Regions from separate parts of the Homo sapiens genome. Here regions 2, 3 and 4 are each linked to region 1. The links are chromatin loops, found by intact Hi-C in ENCODE. Cell type or tissue: Calu3. All regions are shown on one strand.

Region 1 (8,000 bases):
TAATGACATAGTTGCTTACAAAGTAACATAAGTACAAAATGATGTGAAGGTTGAAAGTAAATAGTTTTAAATGCCTTATTATTTTATTACTACAAACACATGGACATTATACAAACATTGAAAATACAGATTAACACAAAACAATAAAAATTCCAGATTAGGCCAGGTGCGGTGGCTCACGCCTGTAATCCCAGCACTTTGGGAGGCCGAGGTGGGTGGATCACCTGAGGTCGGGAGTTTGAGACCAGCCTGACCCACATGGAGAAAACCCATCTCTACTAAAAATACAAAATTAGCCGGGCTTGGTGGCGCATGCCTATAATTCCAGCTGCTTGGGAAGGCTGAGGCAGGAGAATTGCTTGAACCTGGGAGGTGGAGGTTGTGGTGAGCCAAGATCGCGCCATTGCATTCCAGCCTGGGCAACAAGAGCAAAACTCTGTCTCAAAAAAAAAAATCGCAGATTATGCATTATTCTTATTTAATGTTTCTTTTCTGTTCACTTTTTACAATATGTGAAGATTCCATTTCTAGTCATTAAAACATTAAAAATGCTGAGTCTATTTGTGTTTTGGTTCATGTTGAGCACTACCAAGGGTCTTTCCTTTTCCAGTCTTTTGTAATCAGAATCTCAAATTGCTGAAGTCCTAGGGCCCACTTCTCCGGCATTAATTTGCTTTGTAGTTGTCTCAAGTTTTCACAGGTCATGACATTTGGAACTTGACAAGTCAATGTGCCAGGCAACGAAGACAGCTTATTTGATGGAAGACTGGTGTTCTTTTCCAAGCAGCTGATATTATGCTAGAGTCAGCTTCATTTAAAAAGCAGGTGCAACAGGAACCGTCCCTTGAAAATGTAGATCCCATCCCAGTATTAGAGGCAGCAATTCCTGTGATAAAGGGATAGGGGGAGCAAAAGATGAGGCCACAGGGAAGGGTCTCTAAGGGACCCTAAAAGTTGCCTCATGAATCCAGAGTCCATTCAAAGCTCTCCCTCCTATTTCTTGAAAAGATTGGCCACTGGGGTGTTGAGTTTAGAGAAATAGGTATGAGCCTCATAATCTCAACCCCCAGCCACTCCCAACAGATCTGACCTTTACTGTCTGGGCTTGCCATGTGGGGATTGTGCTTACCATGCCTGGCACCCTCTCCACTCACCAGGTGGTGAAGTGCAGCTGAGGCTTGGGGTGGGTCATATGTATAAGGGGTGGGGGCAGGTACATTCTGAATAAGGGAACTGTGAGACAACATGCCTCCTCTCGAGCACCTCAATAGACATTTACATAACCTAAGGACACGTGAAGATGTTTTCTTTTGGAAGTTTTACTGGTGATCCACATTTTTAAAAGGAATATAATTGTCACCAGAAAATACTGTTGACCTTTTGTTCTCCAACAATGACCAAACAACAAGACCAAAATTAAACAAAACAAGCACCTTTCACTATTGTTATTGCACTCAACAGCAACTTCTCAAACTAGGTCCTCTCAGCCAAAACTGTACACTTGAATCTTACTTGGAACGATAGCTGTATTTTTGAAAAGTTATATACATCACATTTTTTCTTTGGTTATGCATTCATTAAACAAATATGTATTTATCTCCTACTATGTACCAGGTCAAATTCTAAACAAATGTAATTGTGCTAAAATGTTCTATTAGAAAGAATTCTTGTTTTAGAAAACAAAGTGAATAAAGTCCCTTTTACCTGTAATATTTTAGGATTCTAGTTAAAGTCACCCAAATGGATCCCTTTTATGAAATACAGTCCTTCAAATTTGTTTATTTGAAAAATTTACATTTTATATATTTTGCTTAATTACGGGATACCTATATCACCTTCTTTTAATAAAATTATAATGTCTGTCTAGGTGTTTGTGTACAGTTAGAATAAAATCTTAAGAGGTCCTCTATGTGATCCCACCCAGTGAGTGATTCCTTCCTACAACTTCCCTGGGAACGGGCATTTAACTTCTGCTGGAACATCGCTGGTGATGGGAAGCTCACTACCTCACAAAACATTTTGTTCTAGGATCATTCTCCTCCTTTAAAAAGGTCCTTGGTGAATTTCACCTACAATGAGGGTGAAATTACTAGTGTGCTGCCAGTCATCTGGGTTTATCTGGAAAAATAGTAAAAAGAGTAGTAGCTCATATGGCCTGAGACAAACATGGTATAGGAGAGCTTCAAGAAAGGATAGCGGGTATTGGGGAAGAAGACTCTGAAGGTCATAGAAAGATCTAGTCTGAGTCCATGGTGGAGCCTGCTAGAGACCAGAGGAGGTTCTCTTGGTTTTAGAAATCCAGCTGGCAAGCAGGGAAGCCTTTGTGACTGGAGCAGAATGAGAGAGGAAGCAGGAAGAGGCAGCTGAGGGCAGAGAGGGAGGCAGGGGCTGGATTTGGATTTTCTTCCCTAAGTTTGGAGGAAAACATTTGTGTATTTTTCAGCAGGCGGTGATGTTTTTGGCTTTTTGCTTTTAAAATACCATGACTCTATTTGGTCAAATCTCTCAGCATTCCCCCTGCCCTGTCACTTTATACCTCACTCCAGAAAACCTGGACTACTCATAGTCTCCTGAATGTACCAGGTGGAAGAAGCCCATCATGGTTCCTTACACTTACCTGCCCATCCGCTTCCCTGTTCCTGTCATTCCTTCCTTCCCCTCCTTGTCTACCTGGCAAAACTCTCACTTTGCTGCCAAGGTGGGCTCTACCATCACCTGCTCTGGAAGATTTCCTTTACTCTCTCAAGCCAGTCTGGGTGCTTTGTATCTCCATTACCTCAGGTACATGGGGTTAACATGTATGCAGCTGAACAGGTAAAGCCCGAAGACCACGGTGCTCTCTGATGAACATTCCAGGTATTACCCTCAAATCTTCTGCCTAAATGGATTCATTCACTTATTCAGCAAACATTTATTGAGCACCTGATAAGTGCCTGTTAAATGGTCAGAATCCATAAGTGAAAAAGACAGTGGAAGGTATTTGTGCATTGGAGGAAAGAGCCAGTTAACAGATTCCATTTGAATGCTCTCCCTCGGACTTCAAGATGTGCTGAAGGGCCTCTTGGTTGGCCCATGGTTTCTTCAAACACTGATTAACAGCTGGAGTGGCATCGCTGCTGGGTAGGAGGGGAAGTTGTAGGCTCAGTAGCCTTAATTGAAGGAAAATAGGGAGTTCTGAGTAGAGCATGTCTGTGAGTTAGTAAGTGAATTCCACGGGTCAGGCTAGGTGGACCAGAAGCACTGGCTACACTGAACATGTTACTCAATGCATTCCAGAGATTTGGATGTTCCCAGGCAGTGGGCTGCTGGGTACCAGAATGGTGAGAGTGCTTTACAAAATAGGGTTTTGGTGGGTTTTTATAAAATAGGGTCTTGATATTCCTAAAGATGATTGCATATATATTAAGAAGCAAGGAGTGTGGAGGGAACTCCAGTCTGTTCTTCAAATGGCAGCAGTCACAATGAAGTAAAAGAGGGGTGTCCCAATTGGGTCATGAAACAAAAGTTCCCATGGACAGTGAAAGCCTGCCTCTGTGAGGCAGTTCTCTAAAAACTTAATGTGAGACAGAAGTGAGAAAGAGAAATAGGGACAGAATGTCACAAAGTGCAAACTACTTTGACAACTTTTTCATCACTTCCAGCATGCATTTGTATGACAAACCCAGAAACAGTTTAAAGAGCAAGAAGTAGAGTGAAATGAATGGTTAGTGTAGACCTACAACACTCTTTGGGAAAATACTATGTACGAAGCAAGAAAAACAAAACAAAAACACAACAACTTGCCTCACTGGAGCTCAGCCTGGTCAGATATACCACAAAGCAATTCACCTAAGTGCAATTCAGGCTATGCTAAAGGGACATACCCCATTCCAGGGCAGCCCAGAGGAGGAAAGGCTGACTGCTGGGTTGGTTGGGAAGGCTTCTTAAAGAGAGGACATCTGAGTTAGGGCTTGAAAGATTGGTAGAAGGCTTTCCAGGGAAGGAATGATTCATGGAGACAGGTTTTAAGACAACCTAAGCTGAAACTTTGAATGTTTCTTCATCTCCAAGTGGGGGATGAAGGGGAAGCCCACATTAAAGATTCCTTTTCTTGGGTATTCAATTAATTATATCCCAGCCTTCTGTTTTGCTCATCAGCTGGATGGCCATTAGGTGGCAGCACAAAGTTAGAAATTGTGTATCCCTGAGCCATTGCATGCCTTTGCCTACAACTCTCATAAATCAGGATGCTTTTAATTAACATAATACAGAAGCCAGGTTCAGCTCTCTAGAAAATTAGCAAAATCCTGCTTTACAAGATTATGCAGGGTGTCGCTGCACCCAGATTATGTCTGTAGAGGCCTGTGATGGAACTCAAAGCGCTGACATCTACTCTGAAGATCCCACAGAGCTCATGAGGTGCAAGTGTAAGCTTCAAGCAGGATGAGAGATTGGGCCTGCCAATCAAGGTCTATTGGGTATTCAGAGCAGCAGGTAGCCATGTAAGAAACAGCATCCCAGGGCAACACTGCCACAGGGGCACTCACTACACTTAGGATATCTACTTGACGGAGTGGACAGCAGTGACATTACCAGTCCCCTACAGTCATAAGATTGTAGGATGTGATATCTGGACAGGGTGTCATAGATAAGAGTCCAGTCTTTCCGTAATGGATGCTGTGATGTATCGTCCAAATCCCCCTTGAGGACTAAATAACTTCTTCCCCTAGCTGCTGGAAGTGCTGCCTGAAAATAGCTCTTTGGGAATTTCCATTCTTTGAAGACAGCTGTCTTGCACAGGACAGCACTAACCAATGACCTGCCTTATGGGGGGATGGTGTAAAAACCTTATCCCTGATCCCCTGACTCCAATTTAGCATGACCATCTCAATTCCAGAGGGCCCTATGAGGTGATCTGCAGCCTTTGTTGAGGCTGTATCACAGTTCAGCCTCTCCCTCCAGCCAGTCTTGCTTCTTTACTTCCTCAACAGGTGTCAGTTCTGATAGCACTCCCAATAAACTTCCTACACACTAAGCTCTGGCTCAGAGGCCGCTTACCTAGGGAGTTTAATCCCACCTTTGTTTTACTTGTGGGGAAACTGAGGCAATTTGGAGGGTCATATTTCAAGGAAGATTATAATTCTAATAAGAATAATACTTAAAGACATGTTGAATATTAAATAAGGATATCCCCAAGGGCAGGGGGTTGCCTGTTTTCTTCCCTACCATAACCCTAGCACCTCCATACAGCAGGCACTCAAGAGGTATTAAATAAATATGAATCTAGGTTATACTTCTCAATGTCTCTGGTCAGGTGTTTTCTTGTTGAAATCCCATAGCTGTCTTCAGAGGATACATTCCTCTCTATCTCCACAGAAAATGAAAGGAAGCCCCAGAGAACCATGACCCACTCTGTGCCAGTCTTTGGGTGCATAGACTATATTGCCTTCACAAGACTGTCAAACTGAGAATAGATGCCCAAACTATATTCATGGACATTGGCTGGAAGAATGCAAATATTCAGACAGACCATGTCTGTATTATTGAGGCCAGGAGAAATTAGTTGTGATTATCTCTTAATTAGTGCAGAGAGCATTCCTCTGACTTTCACAGAGATTGACCTTGTTAGCACACTCTTAAAACTGCCAATTTAAAAAAATCTGATACAGCTAGAAAAAAGAATGGTGTAGGAAAAGCAAAGTGTTATAGCCCATAGCAGATTAAGCATAGTTTCTGCAATAAATGATGATTTGTTAAAATCTAAGTACTGCTACTTTATCAGCAGAGTGACCCTGGGAAAGTTACTTAACCTCTGCCTTAGTTTTCTCATCTATAAAATGGGGATGAAAATAATAGTATCTCCTTGAAAGTTTTGCTGTGAGGATTAAGTTAATATATGTAATGTGTGTAGACAGTACCCAGCGTATAGTATTTATAGGCTGTTAGTTATATATAGAATCCCATATTATCACATTCCAAAGAGAATATAGGTACTGGATTATGTATCCAAGGAGCCTGCAGAATCTTGGATGTCCTTTGCTTTAGGATTATCTGACTGTCTCTGTGGCTCTGAGTGTGTGGCCCAAGAATCTGTATTTTCAATTTGCCCTCTGAAAGTTGAGAATCATTGCTTTGCCATTTCAGTAGCCTAATATAGTATCCTTTTAATAAAAATTATCTTGCAGCCTTTGTGTTAATGCTTAACCCCAGGAATACTAACTAGGGCCTTCCTAATTAAACAGTAAATTATTTTACTATCTGCATGTGTAAGAATCCTTGAGGAGACATGAATTGGATTGGCTTGGTCCTAACTGAATTCTAAGTAAGGGCAGATAACTAATAGCTGACAGTTGGTAGCACCAAAGTTCCAGCAGTGTTCTTTACACTGGTCAGTAGGTCATAGAGATGACCACCATGATAGCATCTTCCTTTGCAAAAGTTTTCAACAGTCACTTAGGAGAATTCTTCCCATGGAAATCCATCTATGATTTCATAATGGAAATCAATAGGGTTCATGGAATTCACTTTAAATGCTATTTAGTTTTAGAGTCTTCCATATGAGCATTTGTGGGAAGTAATCTATCCTACAAAACAAAGTGTATATGTTTTAAACCATCAAGGGTTTTGAAAGCAAATATAAATAATATTCATTCTATGACCAAGTACCCCATTCCTACTGGCAAAGAAATCAGATGGCTACAGGTTTATCTTTAACCCTTGTGAAAGTGATTTGAGACACACTAGCTTCTTGACAGATATTTGTATGGTTTAAACCATGTTTCTTATTTTATTGTCAGTTTCATACAAGACCAAATCTAAAGCCAGATAAAGTAAAGATTTAATCTATCTAACATTTACTCACTCTGGAGTCAAACAGTCTATGTTCCTAGCAGCCATTTGCTTCTGGATGAACCCCAAAGATTTGGACTCAAATTAGACTTTGGGATTTTACTGGAAGAAAAATTACTAAAAAATGTCCCTTAGCGTTTCCAGGAGAGACAGATTTCAGGACTTTTAGTCTCAAAAACTGACCCCAAGCCTGATTCCCTTCTAAGTAGTCCGAAGCTCCTCAAGGAAAGCAAGTTAGTTCAGCAATTCTCTAGTTAGATTCTGAGCCTGGAGATGGTTTTAAGAGTGCTAGAATCTCTAGGGTATTTAGAACAGGTCTAACTTCTCCAGGCGTAGTTGTCAGCTATCTGAACCCCAGGGAATCTCTGGAATGAGCAAGTTTCTGACCAAGTCTCAAGGCACCTGCACAATTCAATTTTACAAGCTTCTTACAGGTCAAGGCTCTTGGAGACTTCCATGATTTCATAACATCTTCTCTTCTACATAGTTGCAAATTGATGGACGGTTTGGTTCCAAGAGCTTTTCTTCATTTTTTACTGTGATTGTCTTTAACATTGGCTACATACAGAACTTTGTTAAACATGTGCACTGCAGCAATGTAAAAGACACAGTCCTGGTTTCCGGAATTTAGACTTATATGAATTACATTTACCTGTTTAACTCCCACCGCTCCAGAACTCTGCTCCAGGGAACTTTTTATTTCATTGTTTTCCACTTTGATCAGAACATGTGCTTTGATATATGATTCACATACCAAACAATTTATTCATTTATAGTCTATGATTCTATGTTTTTTAGTATATTTACAGAGTTTTACAATCATCAGCACCACCAATTTTGTAACATTTTCATCGCCCCATAAAGAAAGCTCATACCCATTAGCAGTCACTCTCCATTCCCCCTGCCCTCCAGCCACTAGCAGTGACTACTAATCTATTTTCTGACTGTAGATTGGCTTATTCTTGACACTTCACATGAAAGGCACCATATATGTGATTTTCTGTGACTGGCTTCTTTCGTGAAACATAGTAATTTTAAGGTTCATCCATCTTGTACTATGCCTCAGTACTTCATTCCTTTTTACAGCCAAATGATATTTGATTGTATGGTTATACCATATTTTATTTATCCATTCATTACGTTGAACATTTGGGTTGTTTCTACTTTTAGAT
Region 2 (8,000 bases), 67 kb after region 1:
GAAAGACAAACACCATGTGATTTCACTTGTATGTAGAATCTAAAACAATTGAACTCATAGATACAAAGTAGAATGGTGGTTACCGAGACTCAGGGGTGGGGATGCTGGAGAGATGATAGTCAAAGGCTACAAAATATCAGGCAAAAGAAATAAGGTGTTTGAGATCTATTGCACAGCATGGTGAATATATTTAATAAAGTATAGTTAATAAAGTTAATATTCACTATGCATGGTACTGTACATTTCAAAATTTCTAGGAGAGTAAATTTAATGTTTTCACCACAAAAAGTGGTATTTGTGATCATAGAGATGCTAATTAGCTGGATTTAATCATTTCATGTTATATTTATAAATTATACCATGTTGTACCCCATAAATATATGCAGCAATCAATTTTCAATTTACAATATTTTTTTTAAAAGACAAAGGATAAAGTGTTGACAAGGATGTGGACAAAAAGTAACCCTTGCACACTGTTGGTGGGAATGTAAATTATTACACTCATTATGGAAAATAGTATGGTGGTTCCTCAAAAGATTAAAAAGAGAACTACCATATGATCCAAAAATTCCACTACTGGATATATATCCAAATGAAATGAACTCAATATGTTCAAGAGATATCTGCGCTCCCATATTTATTGCAGTATTATTCACAGTAGCCAAAATATGGAATCAACCCAAGTGTCCATCAATGGATGAATAGATAAAGAAAATGTGGTATATGCTTTAACCTTTTTTCAACAACAGATGCTGTAGAGGATGTGGAGAAATAGGAATGCTTTTACACTGTTGGTGGGAGTGTAAATTAGTTCAACCATTGTAGAAGACAGTGTGGCAATTCCTCAAGGATCCAGAACTAGAAATACCATTTGACCCAGCAATCCCATTACTGGGTATATACCCAAAGGATTATAAATCATTCTATTATAAAGACACATGCACACGTATGTTTATTGTGGCACTGTTCACAATAGCAAAGACTTGGAACCAAACCAAATGCCCATCAATGATAGACTGGATAAAGAAAATGTGGCACATATACACCATGGAATACTATGCAGCCATAAAAAAAGAATGAGTTCATGTCCTTCGCAGGGACATGGATGAAGCTGGACACCATCATTCTCAGCAAGGTAACACAAGAACAGAAAACCAAACACTGCATGTTCTCACTCATAAGTGGGAGTTGAACAATGAGAACACATGGACACAGGGAGGGGAACATCACACACTGAGGCCTGTTTGGGGGTGGGGGGCTAGGGGAGGGATAGCATTAGGAGAAATACCTAATGTAGATGATGGGTTGATGGGTGCAGCAAACCACCATGGCATATGTATACATATGTAACAAACCTGCACATTCTGCACATGTACCCCAGAACTTAAAGTATAATATAAAAAAAAGAAAATGTGATATATATACACAGTGGAATACTATTCAGCCATAAAAAAGAAATCTCGTCATTTGTGATAATGCAGATGAACCTGGAGGATGGAGGACATTATGCTCAGTGAAATGAGCCAGGTAAGAAAGCCAAATACTGCATGATCTCACTTACACATGGAATCTAAAAAAGGAGTTGAACTTACAGAAACAGAGAATAAAATAGTGGTTACCAGCAGCTGGGGTGGGAGGTGTTGAACAAAGAATAAAAAATTTCAGTTAGATAGCAGTAATTTTAGGAGATCTAGTCCATAACATGCTGACTATAGTTAATAGCAATACATTGTATTCTTGAAAATGCTAAGAGATTTTGTATTCTCACCACAAAAGTATTACGTGAGGTAATACATATTTTTTTTTATTTTTTTTTATTTTTCATTTTTGAGATGGAGTCTCACTCTGTCACCCAGGCTGGAGTGCAATGGCATGATCTCGGCTCACTGCAACCTCTGCCTCCCTGGTTCAAGTGATTCTCCTGCCTCGGCCTCCCAAGTAGCTGGGATTACAGGTGCGTGCCACCATGCCCGGCTAATTTTTTGTATTTTTCAGTAGAGACGGGGTTTCACCATGTGGGCCAGGCTGGTCTCAAACTCCTGACCTCATGATCCACCCGCCTCGGCCTCCCAAAGTGCTGGGATTACAGGCATGAGCCACCGCACCTGGCCGGTAACACATGTTAAATTAGCTTGATTTAGTTCTTCCACGGTGTATATTTCAAGTCATGTTGTACATGGTATATTGCATGCAACTTTGTCAATTTAAGAATAAAAACTTAAAAGTACAGAGCATTCCCATATACCTTTTTCTCCCCAACACATCTTTCAGCTTTCTCCTGTTATTAACATTTTTCACTGGTGTGGCACATTTGTTATAATTGATGAACCAGTATTGACACATTATTAACTGAAGGCCATAGTTTACATTAGTGTTCATTCTTTCAGTTGTACAGTTCTATGGGTCTTGACAAATACATAACATGAATCTATTATGGAATCATGCAGAAGAGTTTCACTGCCCTAAATATGCCCCATGCTCCACGCCTCCCTCCCAGCAAACCCATGGAAACCATTGATCTTTTATAGTTTTGCCTTTTCTCTGAATGTCATATGAACGGAACCATACAGTATATAGCCTTTTCAAACTGGCTTCTTCCATTTAGCAATATCCAGTCAAGGCTCTTCTATATCTTCTCATGGCTTGATAGCCATTTTCTTTTTATTGCTGAATTATATCCCATTGTATACATGTACCACAGTTTGTTTTTCATTTACCCATTAAAGAATATCTTGGTTACTTCCAAGTTTTGGCAATTATGAATAAATCTGCTATAAACATTTGTGCGCAGGTTTTTGTATGAACATAAGTTTAACTCAAATAAGTATCAAGAAATGTGATTGCCAGATTGTATGATGAGACTGTAGTTTTATAAAACTGCCAGACTGTCTGCCAGAGTGGCTACACCATTTTGTATTCCCACCAGCAATGAATGAGAGTTCCTGTTTCTCCATATCCTCACCATCATTTGATATCAGTATTTTGGGTTTTAGCTAGTCTAATAGGTGTGCAGTGGTACCTCATTGTTTTAATGATATATGTTGTTGAGCATCTTTTCATATGCTTATTGCCACATATATGCCTTTTTTTTGAGATGGAGTCTCACTCTGTCATGTAGGCTGGAGTGCAGTGGCATGATCTTGGCTCACTGCCACCTCCACTTCCTGGGTTCCAGTGATTCTTCTGCCTCAGCCTCCCGATTAGCTGGGACTACAGATGCGTGCCACCATGCCCGGCTAATTTTTGTATTTTTAGTAGAGACGGGGTTTCACCATATTGGCCAGGCTGGTCTTGAACTCCTGACCTCGTGATCCACCCACCTCAGCCTCCCAAAGTGCTGGGATTACAGGCGTGAGCCACTGTGCCCAGCCCATGCCTTTTATTTTTTGAGGTGTTTGTTCATATGTTTTCCCCATTTTTAATTGATTTTCTTACTGTTGAGTTTTCAGAGTTCTTTGTATATTTTAGATACAAGCCCCTTATCTAATATGTTTTGCAATTTTTTTTCAGTCTGTGGCTTATCTTTTCATATTCTTAACAGTCTTTCACACAACAGAAGCTTTAATTTTAACAAAGCCCAACTTATTTTTGCTTTTTTAGATAATGCTTTTGGTTTTGTCTCAGAAAAGTCATCACATAACTCAAAGTTATTTATATTTTCTCCTATGTTATCTTCTAGAAGTTTTATAGTTTGTGTTTGACATTTATATCTATGATCAATTTTCAATAAACTCTTATTGAAAGTATAAGGTCTTTGTCTAGATTTGTTTTTGTTCTAGCACTATTTGTTGAAAAAATTACTCTTTATCTGTTGAATTGCCTTTGCTCCTTTGTCAAAGATTAATTGACTGCATTTGTGTGGATCTATTTTTTGGGTTTTCTATTCTGTTCCATTGATCTATGTGTTTATTCTTTCCCCAATACTACAATACCTTGATTACTGTAACTTTAAAGTAAGTATTAGTCACATATCTATAGTAAACCACAGCTAACATCATAATTAATGATGAAAGACTGAATGCTTTCACTCAAGATCAAGAACAAGAAAAGAATGTCTGCTCTCACAACTTCTATTCAATGTTGTATTGGAAGTTCTAGCCAAAGCAATTAGGCAAGAATAAAAGGTATCTAGTTTGGAAAGAAAGAAAGTAAAACTATCCACATTCCCAGATGATATAAACTTGTTTACAGAAAATCCTAAGAAATCTACACAAACTATTAGATGTAATAAATGAGTTCAGCAGGTCTGCAGGGTATAAATTCAACACAAAAAAATGAATTGTATTTCTACAAATTAGTAATAAACAGTCTGATTTAACAAAATGTAGAAAACAATTCCATTTATAATATCATCAAAAATAATTTTAAAAGCTTAGGAATAAATTTAAGTAAGACATCTACTGAAAATGTTAAAACATCATTGAAAAAGTTAGAGTCCCTAAATAAAAAGATGTCTCATGTTTACAGATCAGAAGACTTAACGTCAAAATGGCAATACTATTCAAATTTGTCAGTAGATTCAATGTAGCCCCCATCAAAGAAATCCGGCTGGTATTTTTGTAGAAATTGAAGAGTTGACCCTAAAATTAATATGGAAATACAAGTGACTCAGAATAGCCAAAACAATCTTGCTAAAGAATAAAATATTTGGAAGAATCACACTTTCCAATTTTTTTGTTTTGTTTTTGTTTTTGAGACAGGGTCTCACTCCATTACCCAGGCTAAAGTGCAGTGGCATGATCTCAGCTCACTGCAACCTCTGCCTCCCAGGTTCAAGCCATTCTCATGCCTCAGCCTCCCCAGTAGCTGGGATTACAGTTGTGCGCCACCATACTCGGCTAATTTTTGTATTTTTTTTTTTAAGTAGAGACAAAGTTTCACCATGTTGTCCAGGCTGGTCTTGAACTCCTGGCCTCAAGTGATCTACCTGTCTTGGCCTCCTTAAGTGCTGAGATTACAGGTGTGAACCACCACTCCCAGCCAACACTTTCCAATTTCACAACTTACGACATATCTACAATTATAAAGACAGTATTGTCCTGGCATAATAGACATATGGATCAATGGAATAAACTTGAGAGTACAGAAATAAACTTATATTTATGGTCATTTTTTACACATGTGCCAAGACAATGGAGAAAGATTAATCTTTTCAATAAATGATGCCAGGACAACTATATAACCACATGCAAAAGAATGAAGTTGGACTTTTACCTCACACAGTATGCAAAAATTAACTAAAATAGATTTAAAACCTAAATATAACAGCTAAAACTAGAAAACACTTAGAAAAAAACATAGGCGTAAATTTTCATGACACTTGGATTATTCGATTTTTCTCCAATGATACCAGAAGCACAAGCAGCAATAGATAAAAATAGATAAACAGGGCTTCTTCCAAATTAAAAACTTTTGTGTTCAAAGAACACCATCAAGAAAGTTAAATAATCCACAGAATCAGAAAATATTTGTGTATCATAGCTCTGATAAGAGATTAATATCCAAAACATATGAAGAACTTTTACAACACAACAAGAGACAACACAATTTTAAACTGGGCAAATGGTTTGAATAGACATTTATCCAAAGATGATGTGCCAGTTGCCAATAAGCACATGAAAAGATGCTCCACATCATTAATCCTTAGGGAAATGCAAATCAAAACCACAAGGAGGCACCATTTCACTTCCACCAATATGGCTAGAATATAAAACACAGACAATAATGACTGTTGATGAGGATGTGGAGAAATTGGTACTCTCATACATTGCTGGATTATAAAAGAGTGCAGCCACTTTGGAAAATAGTTTTGCAGTTCCTTAAAATGTTAAATATACCATATGATATACCATTTCTACTCCTAGGTGTATACACAAGAGGAATGAAAATATGTGTCTACACAAAAACTTCTCATGAACATTCATGGCAAGATTATTCATAATAGTCAAAACATAGAAACTTGAACTTCCATCAGATTGATGGATAAAGGTTTGGTATATCCTACAATAGAATATTATTCAGTAACAAAAAGAAACAAAGTATGGATATATGCTATAACACAGGTGAATCTTGAAAACATACTAAAGCAGCCAGTTACAAAAACTAAATATCATGTGATTCTATTTATTTAAATGTCCATAATCCAGAGAAAAAGAAAGTAGACTAGTGGTTGTCAGGAGCTGTTGGTAAAGGTTGGGGGAATGGGGATTGACCACTAAAAGGCATGAGGTTTCTTTTGTGGTGAAATTAGATTGTGGTGATATTTACACAAGTCTGTGAATATACTAAAAACCACTGAATTGTACACCTTAAATAGTAGCTTTTATGGTAAATTACACCTCAATGAGGCAGTTTTTAGAAAATAAGACTAATACCTCCTACTTCATAGTGCTCTTGGGAGAATTAACTGAAGACATGAAATGTTTTACAAGATTAGGCCAAATAGTTTGTGTAACTGAAGTTCTGCCTGCTTCCCAACTTTGCCCAGAATTGGTTGTGACATACTACCAAGGTAAATGCAAAAGAGATCCACGATCAGACACAAGTTTAAATGCCTGCTCCTGCTCCTTTTGCACCCATACATTAAATGAAGTTCCAGCTTACTCATTGGGATTGTTGGGACTATGTGGACTTGCTTCCTACTTTCCCTTTCCAGATCAAGTAACCATTTCTCCCCACCTACATGGGCAGACAGGCCCCACCCCCACCCACGCACCCTCCTCCACTAGCAAGCATGTATTCTTCCTCTCAGAGGAAGGTTTGAGGTATAGAACTCTAACTTTGGATTTGAGAAAAAGTACTGAACTGAAGCAATATTTCAAAGGAAGAATCCATAACATCATCCTAAGTAACCCCATCCTGCCAGTGTTTTTCTTGGGTATTCTGATAACTCAGGGCTTAATGGATAATAGGGCCAATTAATCCTGAACCTTCCATAAACAGATTAAGTTTCCTATGTATTCAGCACTCACAAGGCTAGGAGATCATGACTTTCTGAAAATCCCTAAGAACAAAGATGCTGAACTCAGGATCTGGTCCTATAATCGAGGTCCATCTTCAGGCCTGTTAGATATTTGTGCCTACCCCAAGTAGGCTGGAGAAATGGCTAGACTGGAAGCCCATAGTTCCCCTCCCAGATAAATCTGCAGCATATATAATGATTACAAGAACTGCCTTACTTAACATAGCTATTACATTCTATTATAATTTAAATCATGATTTTGAAATAGTAGGATATAATAATCATCTTACTTGATACACAAACTATTTTATATTACATTGATTCCCATGGAAAAATAAAATATGTGAAAATTGAGATGTTCCATGTCAGGAAGAATGCATCACTCACAAAAAAATGTCATAATTGAGTGTTTGTATTCATTAAGGACCTACTAGATGCCAGGCTCTTATAATATAGAAAAGGGTAAGATGCAGTTGAAACTCAAAAGGGGCTCCGTGTTTTTGTAAGAATAGACATATATACTAGAGCGTATTAAAGGCAGGTATAAAGTGCTATATGAACACAGAGGGACACCTAGAGACTTGCAAAATATTCAGTCTAGCTGAAGATGGACCTTGGTTATAAGACCAGATCCTAAGTTTAGCATCTTGGATCTTAGGGATTTTCAATAAGTCATGATCTCCTAGCTTTGTGAGGTCTGAATACATAGGAAACTTAATACACACCTGAGGCTGGTATGTCAAGGGGACATTGAGAAGATGAGAAATGCCTGAGTTGATTCTTAAGGATACAGTAAAGAAGGTAGACAGGCAAACTGATGTTAAGGAATAGCTCCTCAGTCACAAGAATAAAATTTGCATTTATACACTTGCAAGATATTCAGCCTAGTTGGAACCAGCTTTTGAAGGGAGTGGTAAAAGGAGTTAGTTTACAATGAATAGGTAAGAAACGTAGGGATTTGACAAACACACATACCTACCCTAAATCAGTCCCATCCCATGAGAATTGCCATAAGACTAGTCAAGAGCAATTGGGCAGG
Region 3 (8,000 bases), 300 kb after region 1:
GTAGCAAACTCTTAGAAACCCTTTCCTTGAGGATTGCACAGTCTAGCAGGGGACAAAATATACACATGTGACTAAGTAGCAGTATATTTTTAAAGAAGGCAATAAAGCCTTGTGTGTGATTATCAAATGGATTGTTCAGACAAAAATTGCTGTTAGAGAAAGAGATCACTGCAGAAGGTATTGATAGGGTAAGACTTCATAGAGGAAGTGGAATTTAAGCTAAAGGGTGAGTATAATTTGAAAAATAAACCATCAGAAGAGGAAGACATTGCAGGTAAGTGCAGTGGCATAAGCAGAAGGAAGGGAAGGACATATTTGGGCACAGTCATTCTGCTACCACCAAAAGCATCTGCCTATTGGTGAACTTTCCACATGGCTTTTCTTTCATTTTGCTGCTGCGCCTTTGCTTTGTATTATTGGAGCTCAGCCTTCTCCCTTTCTATTGTTTTTTTTTTTCTTTATCGTATATACACACCTAAGTTTTTCCATCTTGCATCTTCCCACAATCTCACTTCTCCCTCTGGCTCCTGCCCCGTCTTTCTCCTTTTGTTCATACTCAGTCTCAAAGGAAGAGTCTATAGTCACTATCTCCACTTCTCCACCTGCCATTTAGCTTTCCACCCTCTGCAGCCAGAATTTGACCCTCAGAACTCCACTGAAACTACTCTGTCAAAAGCTACAAATTATTGCCTAATTGTCAAAGTCAATGGGTTATTTTTCATATTCATCATATATGGCATTTAACATTATAGCTCTAGATTTTGCCCCCACCTTCCTTTATGAAACTCAATACCAAAAATCTCACACAGCAACTCAATAGCAAAAAAAAAAAAAAAAAAAAAAAAAAAATCCAACTTAAAAATGGGCAAAGACCTGAATAGACATTTCTTAAAAGAAGACACACAAATGGCCAACAGGCATATGAAAAAATGCTCAACATCACTAATCTTCAGGGAAATTAAAAACCACAATGAGATATTATCTCACTCCAGTTAAAATGGTTTTTATTAAAAAAAAAAAAACAGATGCTGGTAAGGATGTGGGAAAATGGGGAATCCTGGTACACTGTTGGTAGGAGTGTGAAATAGTACAGCCACCATAGAAAACAGTATGGAGGTTTAGCAAAAAACTGAAAATAGAATTATCATATGACCTAGCAGTCCCCTGCTGGGTACATATTCAGAAGAAAGGAAATCATATAAAAGAGATATCTGCACCCCCATGTTTATTGCAGCACTATTCACAATAAACAAGATATGGAATCAACCTAATCCATCAGTAGATGAATGGATAAGGAAAATGGGGAATATATATACAATGGAATACGATTCAGCCATAAAAAGAATGAAATCCTGTCATTTACAGCAACGCAGATGTAACTGGAGGTCATTAAGTAAAATAAGGCAGGCCCAGAAAGACAAATATTACATGTTCTCACTCATATGTAAAGGCTGAAAAGAGGGATCTCATGGAGATAGAGAGTAGACTGGTGGTTGCTAGAGGCTGGGAAGTGGGGAGGTTGAAGAGAGGTTGATGATGGGTATAAAAATACAGTTAGATAGAATGAATAAGATCTAGTGTTCAATAGTTTGGTAGGGTAACTATAGTTAACAATCTATTGTATATTTCAAAATAGCTAGTAGAGAAGAATTCATATGTTCTCAACATAAAGAAAAGATAAATGTTTGAAGTGATGGATATCCCAATTTTCCTAATTTCATTATTACACATTATATGTATGTATCAGAATGATACATGTACCCCCAAAATATGTATAACTGTTACGTGTTAATAAAAAAAAAAAAAGCTCTTACTTTTTTTTTTTTTGAAATGGAGTTTTGCTCTGTCGCCCAGGCTGGAGTGCAGTGGCATGATCTCGGCTAACTGCAACCTCCGCCTCCCAGGTTCAAACAATTCCCCTGCCTCAGCCTGCTGAGTAACTGGATTACAGGCATGTACCACCATGCCTGGCTAATTTTTGTATTTTTAGTAGAGACGGAGTTTCACCATGTTGGCCAGGCTGGTTGCGAACTTCGGACCTCAAGTGATCCCCCTGCCGCAGCCTCCCAAAGTGCTGGGATTACAGGCATAAGGCACTGCGCCCGGCCAAACCTCTTACTTTCAAGATAGTCAGTTTCCTTGTTATTTTCCTACATCCCTGTCCATTTTTTAAAAACCAGGCTCTTTACTACCTGCTCTTCCTCTGACCATTCCTTAAATGTTGGTGTTTCCCATAGTTCCACCATTTTTAACTTAATGTACCCTGGAAAATCTCACCCAGCCCTATAGCTTCAATTTATTTTCTATATCTCCTATGCTCCAGACCATATAACCAACTTCCTATTAGACATTTATACTTAAATGTGTCAGAGATATTGCAAACACAACATGCCCCAAACCTAACACATCATCATCTTCTCCCAAGATCGCTATCTATGACCAGGACCACTATGTATGTACTCAGCCAACCAAGTCAGAAACACAGAAGCCATCTTTAATTATTCCATTATCCTCATGTTCTATATCCAAATGATTTATCCTGAAGAGAGAATATTTAAGGAGAAAGGCTTTGGACCTAGGAAGAATGAGGTTATGTAGGATCCCACTGACTTCTATTACCTGCTGGTACCTAAGATTAATCCATACCTGCCCATGTACATGGATAGGAGGTGACATGTTAAGTAATGCCTTATATAATAGATACATTATCACTGATTAAATCTTGGATTGGTCAAGATTTAGGTCTTAAATAAGGCTTCTTGGAGGGGTAATTTGGTGAATTTGGAAGCGTTTTTGTTTTGGAGTTAGATATTCCCATGTTTGCAACTTCCTAGGTCTCTTATATGACAAATAATAATTCCTATATAATGGCATTATTGTGATGATTAAATAAGATAATTTATGTAAAATGACTGTCACATAATGGGTTGTCAGTGAATTTCATTCCCATTTGTTTCCTTAGGGTCTAAAAGAAGCATAATTGGAATAAACAAACATTGTTAAATTGGGAGAGCATCAGAATGGTGGTGTGCTTTGCAGCCTAACCTGCAGAGAATGATGTGCTAAGGAATCATTAGGGGTGGCAATGATCTGAATAAGAAATAAAGGCCCCTGTGAGATGCTGGTTGTACAGAGACACCAGCAACTTAGAGGGAGTGTGAACACTATCTAGAGTGTCTTCTGAGCCAGTCACAAGAATGAGAGTGTTCAGGTGTTTCACCCACTCATCTCGCCAGGGTGAGTTCCATGTCCTCTTTCCTCATACTGTAGCAACATCTGCCACTATCAGTCACTTAGGAGTGGCTATAATTATGGGCTTGGACTAGCAGGGCCCTTTGGTTTTCATGGTGTGGCAGGTCCTATGGCTCCCGGAACCTGTATTTTCTACCCTTTTAGCCTCCCCATCTCAGCCCCTATTGGTGAAGGCTTACAATGACATAATTTATTAGGTGATGCTGCCCTCTTGTGGAAAACTTAACCTTCACATGTGGACTACCTTGGGCACGGTATAGGAAATTAATTCCCTCTCGTTCAGTCCAAATTTTTCGTCAACTTTATGAAAGAGCTCTTAACACGTAAAAGAAGTGTGATTACCCTAAAATTTGTGAATATTCAGCCTAGTGTTTTATACAGGTAGAAAGACTTTGGTTTGAGTAAACAATCAGCTGACAAAGATCCAACACTTAGCTTTAGGTCTGGGCTTGAGTCCTTTTGGGATGAATATAAACAGAAGGAACTTTAGAACATGGCCAATTCTGAAAAGCCAACCCAGCTCTTCTTCCTATATTGCTGTCTAGATAATGGTCAGCTAAATCAGAAATGTAGGTGTCACCCTCAACTCCTCTCTCACCCAATTCAATTAATTCCAAGTCTACATAGACCTCTTGGTTGCCTTTGTCTTAATCCAGCCACTCATGATTTCTCACCTGGACTATTCTAAGAGCCTTCCCACTGGCTTCTCAGCTTTCAGTCTCACTTTTTCCTAATCAATCCATTCTCCAAATAGGTATTTGAGCATGTCACTTCTCTATTAGGAAAAAAAAATCAGGAACAATGACCACACAACCATGTTGATCCCAAGATATTCATTTTATATTGATTGATGATACAAACCGTATTGAAGATATTATATTTATGAACCATTTTTTTTTTGCAAAAAACATGGCATCCAAATATATAAAGAAAAAACTGTCAGCTATACAAAAAGTGATAGAAACTTCTGTATGGGAGAGTTTAACATAATTTAATTGACAATAAAGTAGACCAAAATAAAGTACTTAGAAGATTTGAAAAACAATTCATTAGATCCAATTAATACATTTTGAAAATTGTTTATAGACTGCATATTGTCTCTTCAAATATTGAGATAATATTTTTAAATGATCATATGTATGTCACAAAGAAAAGCTTTGCAAACTCTTTTTTTGAGATAGAGTCTTGCTTTGTTGCCCAGGCTAGAGTGCAGTGGCACGATCTTGGCTCACTATAACCTCCGCCTCCTGGGTTCAAGCAATTCTCCTGCCTCAGCCTCCCAAGTAGCTGGGACTACAGGCGTGCACCACCACACCCAGATAATTTTTGCATTTTTAGTAGAGACAGGGCTTCACCATGTTGGCCAGGCTGGTCTTGAACTCCTGACCTCAAGTGATCTGCCCGCCTTGGCCTCCCAAAGTGCTGGGATTACAGGCATGAGCCACCAAGCCCAGCCTACACACGCTTAAGAGTAGAAATATCTGATGATAATGTACAATGTTTACAATTTAAAAACAAATTTTAAAGTCTTCAATTACTTGAATATTTTAGATCACATTTATATGTGAATATTAGCACAAAGAAACACTAGCAGACTAACAAACAATAATAAAAATGAGATCATGACTTACCAAAACTTTGAGAATATTCAGAAGTAAATTCATAACCTTAAATATTTTATTATTAAAAATGAAGAATGAAATTAAATGACTAATAATTCAATATAATATGAAACCAAGGACTAGGTTTCTTTTCAGAGGGATGAATTAAATAGATAAGCCTTTAGCAAATTTAATCAAGAAAACAAAGATGAATTACCAATAAAATTTAAATGACAAATGGAATACAACAACAAAGAAAGATTTTTTAAATTAAAGGCGCACTACTATAATTGTACCTTAATATATTTGAAAATCTCAGAGAACTTAAAAATATCTAATAAAATATTAAATGCCAGAAATTATTGAGAAGTTGAAAACTAAATGGACATGTAACAGTAGAAACTTCGAAAACAATTATCAAAGAGAAACTTCCAAAAATACTTTAGGGACATCTAAAAATACTTTAGGGCTTTAAGGGACAGATATTTTTATCTGTGAATTCCTTCAAATTTTCTAGAAATAGCCACGTTTAATTCTATAAGTATGTTATAGTATTGAAAATGTTGCAGAATTATTCACATTGTTTTTGAAGCTAGCATTACTCTGATACCAAAACCTGACAGACTGCTCTAAGAAAGAATATTCTATCCAATTTGTGAATTTAGATGCAAAATATATACATGGAATTCTATGAAATCTAATTCAATAGTATAGGACAGTAACAATTCATTACAAGTATTAAAATAATTTTTAAAAGGCAAAATTTTGATTCTTACGTAGACAAAAAATGAACATGTTAAAGATTGTATTTCACTCATTAATGAGGAAAACGTAAAGTGTTACAACCAGTTCAAAGGAGAAGTCAAAGAGTAACAAATTTAAAGGTAACAATAGACCACAGTAATCAATTAGAAGCTATATGGAGAAATTTATGTCATTCGTAATGGGAACAAACTCATAAGCAATCAGGAATGCCCTTAAGAAATATGCATGAAAGAAAGAGGTTGTGTATGGAGGAAATTACAAAAATGTACAGACAGAGAAAATGAACACAAGTAATTTTTGATGATGTGGGTAAAGTCTTAGGGTACTGTATTACTTTTTCTTACAAAAAGGCAAGATACAATTGAATGTACAGTATATTGACATATTCTGGTTTAGCCATGCTCTCCATAGACAACTTCCGAACCATCATTCCTCCACCCTCATGTAAGATTCCCTTCATTTTTGAAGCTCAGACAAGCAGGGATTATCACTCTCATTTCCTTACCAATGTCATTTATCAGCCTCCAGGTTATTCTTTCACTTCCATTTTTTAATTTATTTTAACTGATACATAGTACGTATTTATGGGGTACATAGTGGTTTTCCAATGTGCAATGTATAGTGATCAGATCACAGTAATTAGCATATCTATTATCTCAAACATTTATCATTTCTTTATGTTGGGAACATTCAATATCCTTTCTTCTAGTTATTTGAAAATATATAATACATTAATCTTAATGCTGGTCCAGGATCTAGATACCAGGTTCATATAATAAAAACTAGATTTTTTGCTTTTTGATCAGTGTACCCAAAATTGATCAGTTATTTAAAAACAGTCTTTCAAATATCCATAATCATAATAAACTGAATGGAATGTCATATGCCAATTTAAGTGACCACGAAAAATATAACTATCAAGAAAACCAGTTACTCATAGTTCCTACTTCCCTACATGAGGATGTGTAAAAAAAAAAACTCCTGAGTCCTTCCTATGTGTCATAGAGTGTACTAGGTGCTGAGAACGCAACAATGAACAAGCAGCCCCTGTCCTCATGGTTCTAGTCTAAGGGTCATTTTTTTTCCTCTATAGAGCCAAATAAATATTTTAGGCTTTTTGTGTCACACAGTCTGCCACAACTCAATTTTGCCATTTTGTATTATTTAACAAATCTCTGTATATCCCTCCCTTCCCCCTACCTTCTCACCCTCTAGTAACCTCTGTTCTACTCTTTACTTCTATGAGATCAATATTTTTAGCTTCCACATATGAGTGAGAACATGTGGTGTTCAACTTTCTGTTCCTGGCTTATTTCACTTAACATAACGTCCTCCATGTTGCTGCAAATGACAGGATTTCATTCTTTTTATGGCTGAATAACACTCCATTGTGTATATATACCACATTTTCTTTATCCATTCATCTGTTTTTGAACACTTAGATTGATTTTATATCTCAGCTGGATACTGCTGCAATAGATATGGGGTATAGATATCTCTTTGATATATATATACACACATACATACATATATGTATATATTTTAAATGGTTGGTGGAAAAAAGAATCGTATTTCATGATATGTGAAATTATATGAAACTCAAATGTAAGTGTCCATAAATAAAGTTTTATTGGAACCTATTGATTTATGTACTATCTATGCTTCTTTCATACTAAAATGGCAAAATTGAGTTGTGGCAGACTGTGTGACACAAAAAGCCTAAAATATTTATTTGGCTCTATAGAGGAAAAAAAAATGACCCTTAGACTAGAACCATGAGGACAGGGGCTGCTTGTTCATTGTTGCGTTCTCAGCACCTAGTACACTCTATGACACATAGGAAGGACTCAGGAGTTTTTTTTTTTTACACATCCTTATGTAGGGAAGTAGGAACTATGAGTAACTGGTTTTCTTGATAGTTATATTTCTCGTGGTCACTTAAATTGGCATATGACATTCCATTCAGTTTATTATGATTATGGATATTTGAAAGACTGTTTTTAAATAACTGATCAATTTTGGGTACACTGATCAAAAAGCAAAAAATCTAGTTTTTATTATATGAACCTGGTATCTAGATCCTGGACCAGCATTAAGATTATGAAAAGGAACTGCCATATCTTTGAGCCTTGTCTAGGCCACCTGCCAGCCTCCCTAGCTGTCCTGTCTTTGTTGTTGTCATAATACTCCTGCCATCTATAATTAAATGGAAGGGGTTACAACTGTTGAAACTTGTTAAAACTGAAGTTGTCCTACCATGTATTAATATACCAGGGATAGGAAGATGTTTACAGTTGGCACAGTGTTAGAGAAGTCCTGGAAAGGCAAGAGAGAGAAAAATTAAAATAATAATATAAAACAGAGGTGGGGTAAACTATGGTC
Region 4 (8,000 bases), 240 kb after region 1:
ATTATCAGATGCAGATATGGTACAGAGGAAAGGGGAAAGTAACTTTCATTTACAGAAATGTGCCAGGCACGTTACATATTCTTAGGGCCATCCTGTAGGTCAAGATAGCATCTTACCCACTTTATAGATGAGGGGACTAAAACTCACAGAACTTATGTGACTTACATAGCTAGCTCGGGAGTGGGGTTCAAACTTGGAAATGTCTTACTCCAAAGTGTATTCTTCCCACTGCCCTATACTACTGTCTTAGATCTTACTGTTTAGCTAGAAACACATGACTTGTACTCTCAAGTAACAAAGAAATAACTGTATTAATTATAATTAAACACTGCTAATATGAAGTCAGGACAGAATGTATTTTGCATGATCAGGAACAGTTCTAAGGTCAGAGCAGATCTTGTATTTCCCTGATGGTGTTGGTCAGTGTCATGATGGATAGTAAGAAATGTAGACAAGGAGCTGTCAACAACACAGCCCCATGTTGCAAAATACCATTATTATAGAAACCTTCCCCACAAAGGACGAAATATCTGACAGTGAGCCCCAGATCTTCCTGACGTACAGAATGTCATTAGCTCCTTAGCTAATATTTTTTTGCCCTAGTGATAGAGAAACACCATTTTGACAAGGCTATGTCTGAGTTCTACTGGTAGGTGAAGAAATACTAGTTCTCTGTTGTTCCCCCAGGAGCTATAGCTGAGGATTCAATGCCTTGATAGTTCTGGAAGATAAAGCTTCCATTGTTTTGTTGTTTTATTGTCACATCACCCTAGGAGCAATAATTTCACAGTTGACCAAAGTGGTAGTATCACATGGGTTCATCTACATTGTGGACTCTCTTTGGCATAGACTCCATGAGTTCGATTAGAGTGGTAGGATTCTATCATTGTTTCATAGCTCTTGACAAAACTAACTGTCCTAACAAAAAAGAATAAAGATAGGTGTAAGTTAATACTGCTTTTAAAAATGCATTTTCTATATGTATGTCTTTATGAAACCTTGAGTTAAAGATGGTGAAGGCAAGCCTTGTAATTTCATCCCATTTTTACTGAGCAAGACAAACTCCTATTGTTGAATATGGAGTGACATATTAAGTGATACGTTAATGTTTTGTCAAATCTTAATGGCCAGCATCTTCTAGTGGCCCATTTTAGGACAACCTTAATCAAGCTATGGTTAGAGAACTTTTATTAAATGCCCAGCACTGTACTACTTTCTAGCATTTCCCACTCTGATCGTTTGCTTGAGGATGATGAAGGATGATAAATATTATAAATAAGATTGCTTCCCATATAGGTCTTAAAATCAGCTGAGGTCAATGCAGATCTACTGCTAGAAATGATTTGGAATTTTGGCTGCTTCAGGAGAAGCATAGCAGCAGAAACAGGAGATCATTGAACATTTTAAGAAGGAGGCTACCCGCAAATTCAGAAGTTCATCCCTTTAGGAAGGGTCTGTCATAATAGTAGGAAGGGACCAGGCACAGTGGCTCACGCCTGTAATCCCAGCACTTTGGGAGGCCGAGGCGAGTGGATCACCTGAGGTCAGGAGTTCGAGAGCAGCCCGGCCAACATGGTGAAACCCCATCTCTACTAAAAATACAAAAATTAGCCAGGTGTGGTGGCAGTCGCCTGTAATCCCAGCTACTCGGGGGAGGCTGAGGCATGAGAATCACTTGAACCCAGGCGGCGAAGGTTGCAGTGAGCTGAGATTGCGCCACAGCACTCCAGCCTGGGCAACAGAGTGAGACTCCGTATCAAAAAAATAATAGGAGTAAGGATTCCTGACTGAAGCCCTTTGGACACTTCCTGCTGGAAACGCATGGGCCTTTAGTAACTGATGTTGGCCAGGTGAGCTGGCACATATGGCATTCTTTTGTGGTCTCAGGATTTCATGGTAAGAAGATCTGGGCATAGCTTATAGCAAAGACCTCTATATCAATCATTCCATTCCTAGAAGTGCCACCTGGAAGAGGCCAAGATAATGAGATGTCTGTCCTCTTGTGTTGGTGGCTATGGTCAAGTTGAGGTCCTCAAGAAGCTTCCCTGTTGTCCAATTCCAGTTCACTGTGGCTTTGGTAACCCTCAAGAGAGAGATAGTAGATGGAGGTCTTCTAAAAACCAGATTTCTAGTGGCAAGCGCACAGCCCAGTCTGCGGTCATCAGTGGAAGCCAGTTCAGGGTATCAGCAGTTGGTAAGCTTGCTGAACATGCCATTTTAGAGAGAATCTCTCCATAGCAAGAATATGAAGAAATTGATTCACCACTTTCTCATACATCTTATGCCCTAGCCAACCCATACCTGACAAACTATCTTTCTTAAATATCCCAAGATCTTCCCTACCTCTTTTTCTTTGCACATGTTGTACCCTTTGCTAGAATGTACCCTTCCTCTTTCTACATGGTGAACTCTCATCTATTTTTTAAGGTCTAGCTCAAATGATATATTCTCTGTATAACCTTTCCTTCATTCCATCCCTACTACTTCTGTGGTTCTACAGCCTGTTGTATAGATCTCTATCCTCCCATTGCTCTATACAGGGAGTAAATTATCTATGAAGATATCTCTCTACTACTAAACTGTGACCCTTTTAAAGGTGGTAATTGTTTCTAACTTCTCTCTGTTATCTCCATTAGTCAGAACAAAGCCCGGCATATAATAAGATGAACCAGGGAAATGCTGATGAGTGAGTGACTGACTTATTTATTCTGATATGGCTAGGGTTAGATTCTTTAGATTCCATCATCATTAGGCTTTATTTGGTATCATATTTTATAAGTGTGTATTTCAGTGGCCTCTTCTCTTTTTATTTGTATTGTTTTTTGACACAGGATCTCACTGTGGCACCCACGCTGAAGTGCAATGGTGTGATCACGGCTCACTGCAGCCTCCATCTCCTGGGCTCAAGCAATCCTCCCACCTCAGCCTCCCCAGTAGTTGGGACTACAGGTGTGCACCACCATACTCAGCTATTTTTTTGGATTTTTTGTAGAGGTGGGGTTTCACCATGTTGCCCGGGCTGGTCTTGAACTGCAGAGCTCAAGCAATCCACCAGCCTTGGCCTCCCAAAGTGCTGGGATTACAGGTGTGAGCCACTGGGCCCAGCATCTTTAATGAAATGGCTAAACTTTTTGACTATGTTTATTTGTTTCTTTGAATAAAAGGTACATTTGTAGTCTTTAATTGGTCCAATATACAGATTCCAGTGGAACAGCAATGGCTCCCTCTTGTGAGGCAGTCTCAGAATTTCTCCTATAATTTCTTTGGAGATGTGTGGATAAGGTCCTCTTAGGAGAGTTAATTCTAATGGTCTGAATACTTTGGCTCCTAAGTATGGGGGACCAACTAGTTCTTTCTTGGAAAGTTTTAAGAACATCACTTGACAAGAGTAAAGAAGCCATCCCGGGAGTCTTAATCAGCACAAAATCTGAACTTCCTGGAGTTGGAAGGGTTCCTGGAGGTCATCTTTACAACTGAATCTCACACAGCAACTCATGTCAGTTTTGAGTTGCTCTCTCTCTCTTAGAGTTTTATGTTTTTTAGTAGATTATTCCTTTTAAGAAACTAAAATCTCCCTCCAGCTGATCTAGGTCCTAGCCTTTGGAACCACACAAAACAGTATGTACCTTCTTGATAACTAATTGCCCTTTAGGTAGTTAAAAGACAATGTTAGGTTTCTCATGATATTTTCTACATTCAGTTTTTCCAACATGTATGAACACCTCCCTAGTGCCAGGCATCCTGGTCTAATCTTCTCCAAGTCTCTCAACTGTTCCCCATATGTCAGTTTTCCAATCCTCTGAACCACTTCTTGTAGATCATTTCCACCTTGTCACTGGCTCTGAAGTTTATAATTTTTACATGTTATCTTTGTTAAATGTTTTCCATTGTTCCAGCCAGCCTCGATCTTTCAGGATACTATCATATATGGGACCTACTCTATCCTAGGAGAGTCTCCTCTTTCAGTTCATCAGTATAAGCTTCCAGTTTTGACACTTTAGAATAAAGCAGTACTTTTCAGGCAACAGCATGGAATAGTTGAACTAGATGGCACCAGATCTGCGTTCAATTCATTTAACCTCTTTGAGGCTAAAATGGTGCTAATAATCCTTCCTTTATAGGGTAATACCCATGATTCATGAGATACTGTCTGTAAAGCATTAAGCACTGTATCTGAGCACTTAGTGGGTACACCACAGAAATTAATGTTCCCCCCTTCTCCTCCTGCCAGTCTTGCCCTGCCCACCACTGCCCTCTACTGAGGAGAGTCAGTAACTGCTTTAAACTTGAATTCTTTCTTGTTTGAGCCAAGTAGCCCTATTCCATTTAATCTCTTTGTAGCCTTTTAATGAATGACAAACCTGCATGAGATGCAGCACAAACTGGAAGATGGCATACTGGCCTCAATTTTGTAAGATAGCCCTTGTAAAAATATTGCAGTAAGCATCTTCGCCAATTTCTGACACAGCATAACTGAGTTAGAGTTCTACATTCCATGGATAGCTATTTGTCAGAACTTTTTTTTAATATTACAAGATTCCAAGGTGCTAAACACAGATGCTTGGAATGTAATCCAGCATTTGTGGTTCGCTGTCATGTAAACAGTCAAAGTCACAGCCTGATTCTGAATTCATTCATGGGTTTTCTGGATATTTCCCATGCTCTTTTTGAAGAGGGGCATTTATGTGAATTAGCACTTTTAATTCGTCTGACAGAGTGATATAGGCTTGTATAAAAGCAATAAAAATACAGGGTCCCAGGTGGCATTTATTGCCACACAGATGAAAAGCCATATAGTTGGAATTCTCCTCTTATGAGAGGCTTTTGGGATGTGGAGGGAAATCCCTAAGCTTAGCAATCTGACATTATAGTACAGTGGATAGAGGGTAACCTAAGTGTCAGATCTGAGTTTCAGTTTCTCCTGTGCTAGTCACTATGAATATGATCTGGGACAAGTCCTTTCACCTCCTTTTACCTCAGCTTTCCCTTGTGTACAATGGGAAAAAATTGTACCAACTTTGTGGATTGGTTGTATTATAAATGAGATTAACAATTCTATACCACCTAGCCCAGTGCTTGATATATGGTAGGCAAGCAATAAATCATTGCTCTTAGGATCAGTTCTAGTTGATAACAGCTAAGCCTGCTGGAGTTGCCATATCATTTTCCTCTTGAAGAGTGAAAGAAGTAATAGCATGTGTATAGTTTGGGGATTCAATTCCTGGGTCTCTGTAGAAACTGGACCACCCTGAGTCCCTCAGACTGTGCTGGGAGTTTATAATCATTCATGTGAAGGACAATGGGAAAACATTGGGTTGCTTAATAGCCCTTGCTGGTACCTAAGCAAAGACAGTGAGAAGAACCCTGGTGACTTCTCAACCCTTCTCCACTGTAAGGGAAGAATCCTAAGGCTTTTCTTACACTGTAGCCTATAACTCCTTAAATGCAAGGACTTGAATTTACCAACTCAAACAGGAGTGAAATGCTGTTGCCTTTTTTGGAGGTCTGGAAACATATACTTGGGAATCTGGTGAGCTGGTTACTAAAACTCCCTTTGCAGAGATGGCGGTGGCTGGATTCTTTGTTTTCTCTTGAGTAATTTTGACCTAGAGGCAAAAAGAAAATCTCTAAAAATGTTCTGCTCATAAGAAAAGAGCAATTGGGCTGAGGGTGGTCCCCTGGTAAAAGAGAAACTTCACCACCAATCAGCTTTGTAAATTAAAAACAGGTGCAAAAACTAATCTATAGTGACAGAAGCTAATTAATGGTTACCAGAGGGAGGGGGACAGAGAAAACTGGGTGGCAATACAAAGGGCACAAGAAATCTTTTGGGATTAATGGGTAAGTTCACCATCTTGATTATAGTAATAGAAGGTACATATGTCAAAGATAATCAAATTGTATACTTTAAATATGTGCAGTTTAATGTATATCAACTATACATTAATAAATCTGTTAATTCAAACAAATCCAGTGTATATAACACCTAGTACATAGTAGGTGTGTGCTAAACATGTGTTGAATTAACAATTGTGACAGACCAACTTCTAGTGTGAAGAGCTCAACAAACCCTCTCACCAGTAAAACAACCATTAAAATGGTAGAAGATGATGTAAAACAACCATTCAAAGTATCTGGAAACTGGCTCAAGGTCATGCAACAAATTGAGAATCACTTATTTAAGAAAAATCTATGGAACCTTGGTAAGAACAATTGGCATTTGAGCAAGGAACTGCTTCCATTCCTCCTCCCAACTTTATGTTGCAGAAGATTTATTCCAGGTGAGTACAACCGAGAAAACAGGGGGTCTCTTTCTTACCAGCTGTTGATTATAGAGCTATAGTTTCATTCCAGAATGATCAGGCTGCTAGTGACTCTCATTCTTCCATCTCCAGTTCTCTGTTGTACAAGATTTATTCTTGGCCACAAAAAACAAGAAGATTGGGGGTTCCCATTCCGTGCTCAGTTCCCACTCTTAAGATGAAGGCACTACCCTAGACAGTTGCAGCAAACTGTGAATGGCAGTTGGAGAAGACCAGGGCTCCTATTTCCCCACTCCCAAGTCGAGGGCCCAGTTTTTTTTTTGTTTTTTTGTTTTTGTCAGACAAGGACTTCAGGGGGCTCATAGAGCAGAGATGTCACTGTAGAAGAAGCAGGCTGCCATATCATTCTCTCCTCATCCAGCTCCAAATAGTAACATAGCCTATGGGGACTGACTGACTTTAGAACAGAGCATGAAGGAATTCATGCCTAAAGTTATTGTTGAAAACAGCAGAGATTATAGTAGTGAATATTAGAGAATTACATATTAGTAGCAGCTAGAAGAAAAAAGACCAGCCAGACATTTCAGAGAGAGACCTGTGGAAAGAGTTTAAAAATGCCCTGCTAAGATCACATTTGTCTATTGGTCTGGAAGGCTGTACACACACACTAGGCTAAACCTGTGTGGGAGCTACCAGAGATATGATATTTATGAGCTGCTAAACCCTATTTGAATGCAGGATAAAATTAAAGACTTCCTGAAGTATGAAAGCATTCCCCAATCCATACAAAGATACATTGGCAAAAGATAGAAGCTTTACTGGATCTAGGAACTTAAGAAAAACCTGTGACCTTTTGATATAAGATGACTCCTAGAAAGCCAGACTTAAAAGTAAAACAAGAAGAGAAATGAACATGACATCAGAGACTGTACACTACAGATGAAATAGACTTCAGAGAGAATTAGTCCAGGCAAGACACTGAAGAGAAATAGAGAAAAAGCAGAAACAAAAACAAAGCCCAGGTTATGGGGGTGGGATAGGTAAACAGAATTCAGAGTTACTACAATACATTATTTAAAATGTCAAATTTTCAACAAAAATTATGAGCATTGCCAAAAAATAAGTTAAGTGTGACCATGGACAGGAAATAGGCAATATAAATCACCTTTGAGGGAGCTCAGATGTTGTACGTGACAGACAAGGACTTTAAAGCAGCTATTATAAATATATCCAAAAAACTAAAGAAAACTGTGTTTTATGAACTAAAGGAAAGTGTGATGATAACAACTCATCAAATAAAGAATATCAATGAAGTGATAGAACTTATTTTTTAAAAAGAACCACATGCAAATTCTGGACTTGAAAATAAAATAAGCAAAACAAAAATTCTTAAGGCCAACAATATTTTATATCATGGCAGAAGAGGCAGAAGAGAGATTACTGAAGCAGAAGACAGATTAATAGAGAAAGAAAAACAGAAGGAAGAAAAATGAACAGAGCTTCATATATGTGTGGGAAACAAACATATCAACATATATGTAATGAGAGTACCAGAAGGGGAGAAGAGAAAAAGGCAGAAATGTAGTCACAGAAATTATGGCTTAAAATCCCCAAATATGATGAAAGACATTAATCTAAACATCAAAGAAGATCAGTGAGCTCCAAGTAAGATAAACTCAAACAGATCCATACCTAGACATATCATAGTCAAAATGCTGAAATTCAAAGCCAAAGGGA

What was found. A loop is a pair of places that touch in the nucleus more often than their neighbours do. Peaks named below come from ENCODE experiments on the same cell type or tissue, not always from the same donor. Only the 100,000 strongest peaks of a DNase experiment are listed, where the experiment ranks them.
Region 2: a loop joins it to region 1, with 4 times the contacts of the local background. A loop is called at or near these places in 5 of 110 quality-filtered maps.
Region 3: it touches region 1 in a loop (5-fold over the local background); 54 of 110 quality-filtered maps call a loop at or near these places.
Region 4: it touches region 1 in a loop (9-fold over the local background); 29 of 110 quality-filtered maps call a loop at or near these places.

The regions. Positions count from the first base shown.
Region 1 is chrX:50,985,010-50,993,009 of GRCh38, reverse strand. It overlaps ASMER2 (adipocyte associated metabolic related lncRNA 2), which reads right to left. Exons shown (of 3, transcript XR_001755849.2): 3 at 797-886. Among named protein-coding and RNA genes, the nearest start is that of ASMER2, 9.9 kb to the right of the region's middle. In Calu3, no CTCF peak of the experiment used is centred here; a DNase peak (open chromatin) is centred at 4,149.
Region 2 is chrX:50,918,011-50,926,010 of GRCh38, reverse strand. No RefSeq gene overlaps it. Among named protein-coding and RNA genes, the nearest start is that of BMP15, 11 kb to the right of the region's middle. In Calu3, no CTCF peak of the experiment used is centred here; no DNase peak of the experiment used is centred here.
Region 3 is chrX:50,687,393-50,695,392 of GRCh38, reverse strand. The region is part of intron 2 of SHROOM4 (shroom family member 4); the gene reads left to right. Among named protein-coding and RNA genes, the nearest start is that of SHROOM4, 120 kb to the left of the region's middle. In Calu3, CTCF peaks have their summits at 3,157 and 3,383; a DNase peak (open chromatin) is centred at 3,432.
Region 4 is chrX:50,744,036-50,752,035 of GRCh38, reverse strand. The region is part of intron 1 of SHROOM4 (shroom family member 4); the gene reads left to right. Among named protein-coding and RNA genes, the nearest start is that of SHROOM4, 66 kb to the left of the region's middle. In Calu3, a CTCF peak has its summit at 4,248 (motif pointing left); a DNase peak (open chromatin) is centred at 4,235.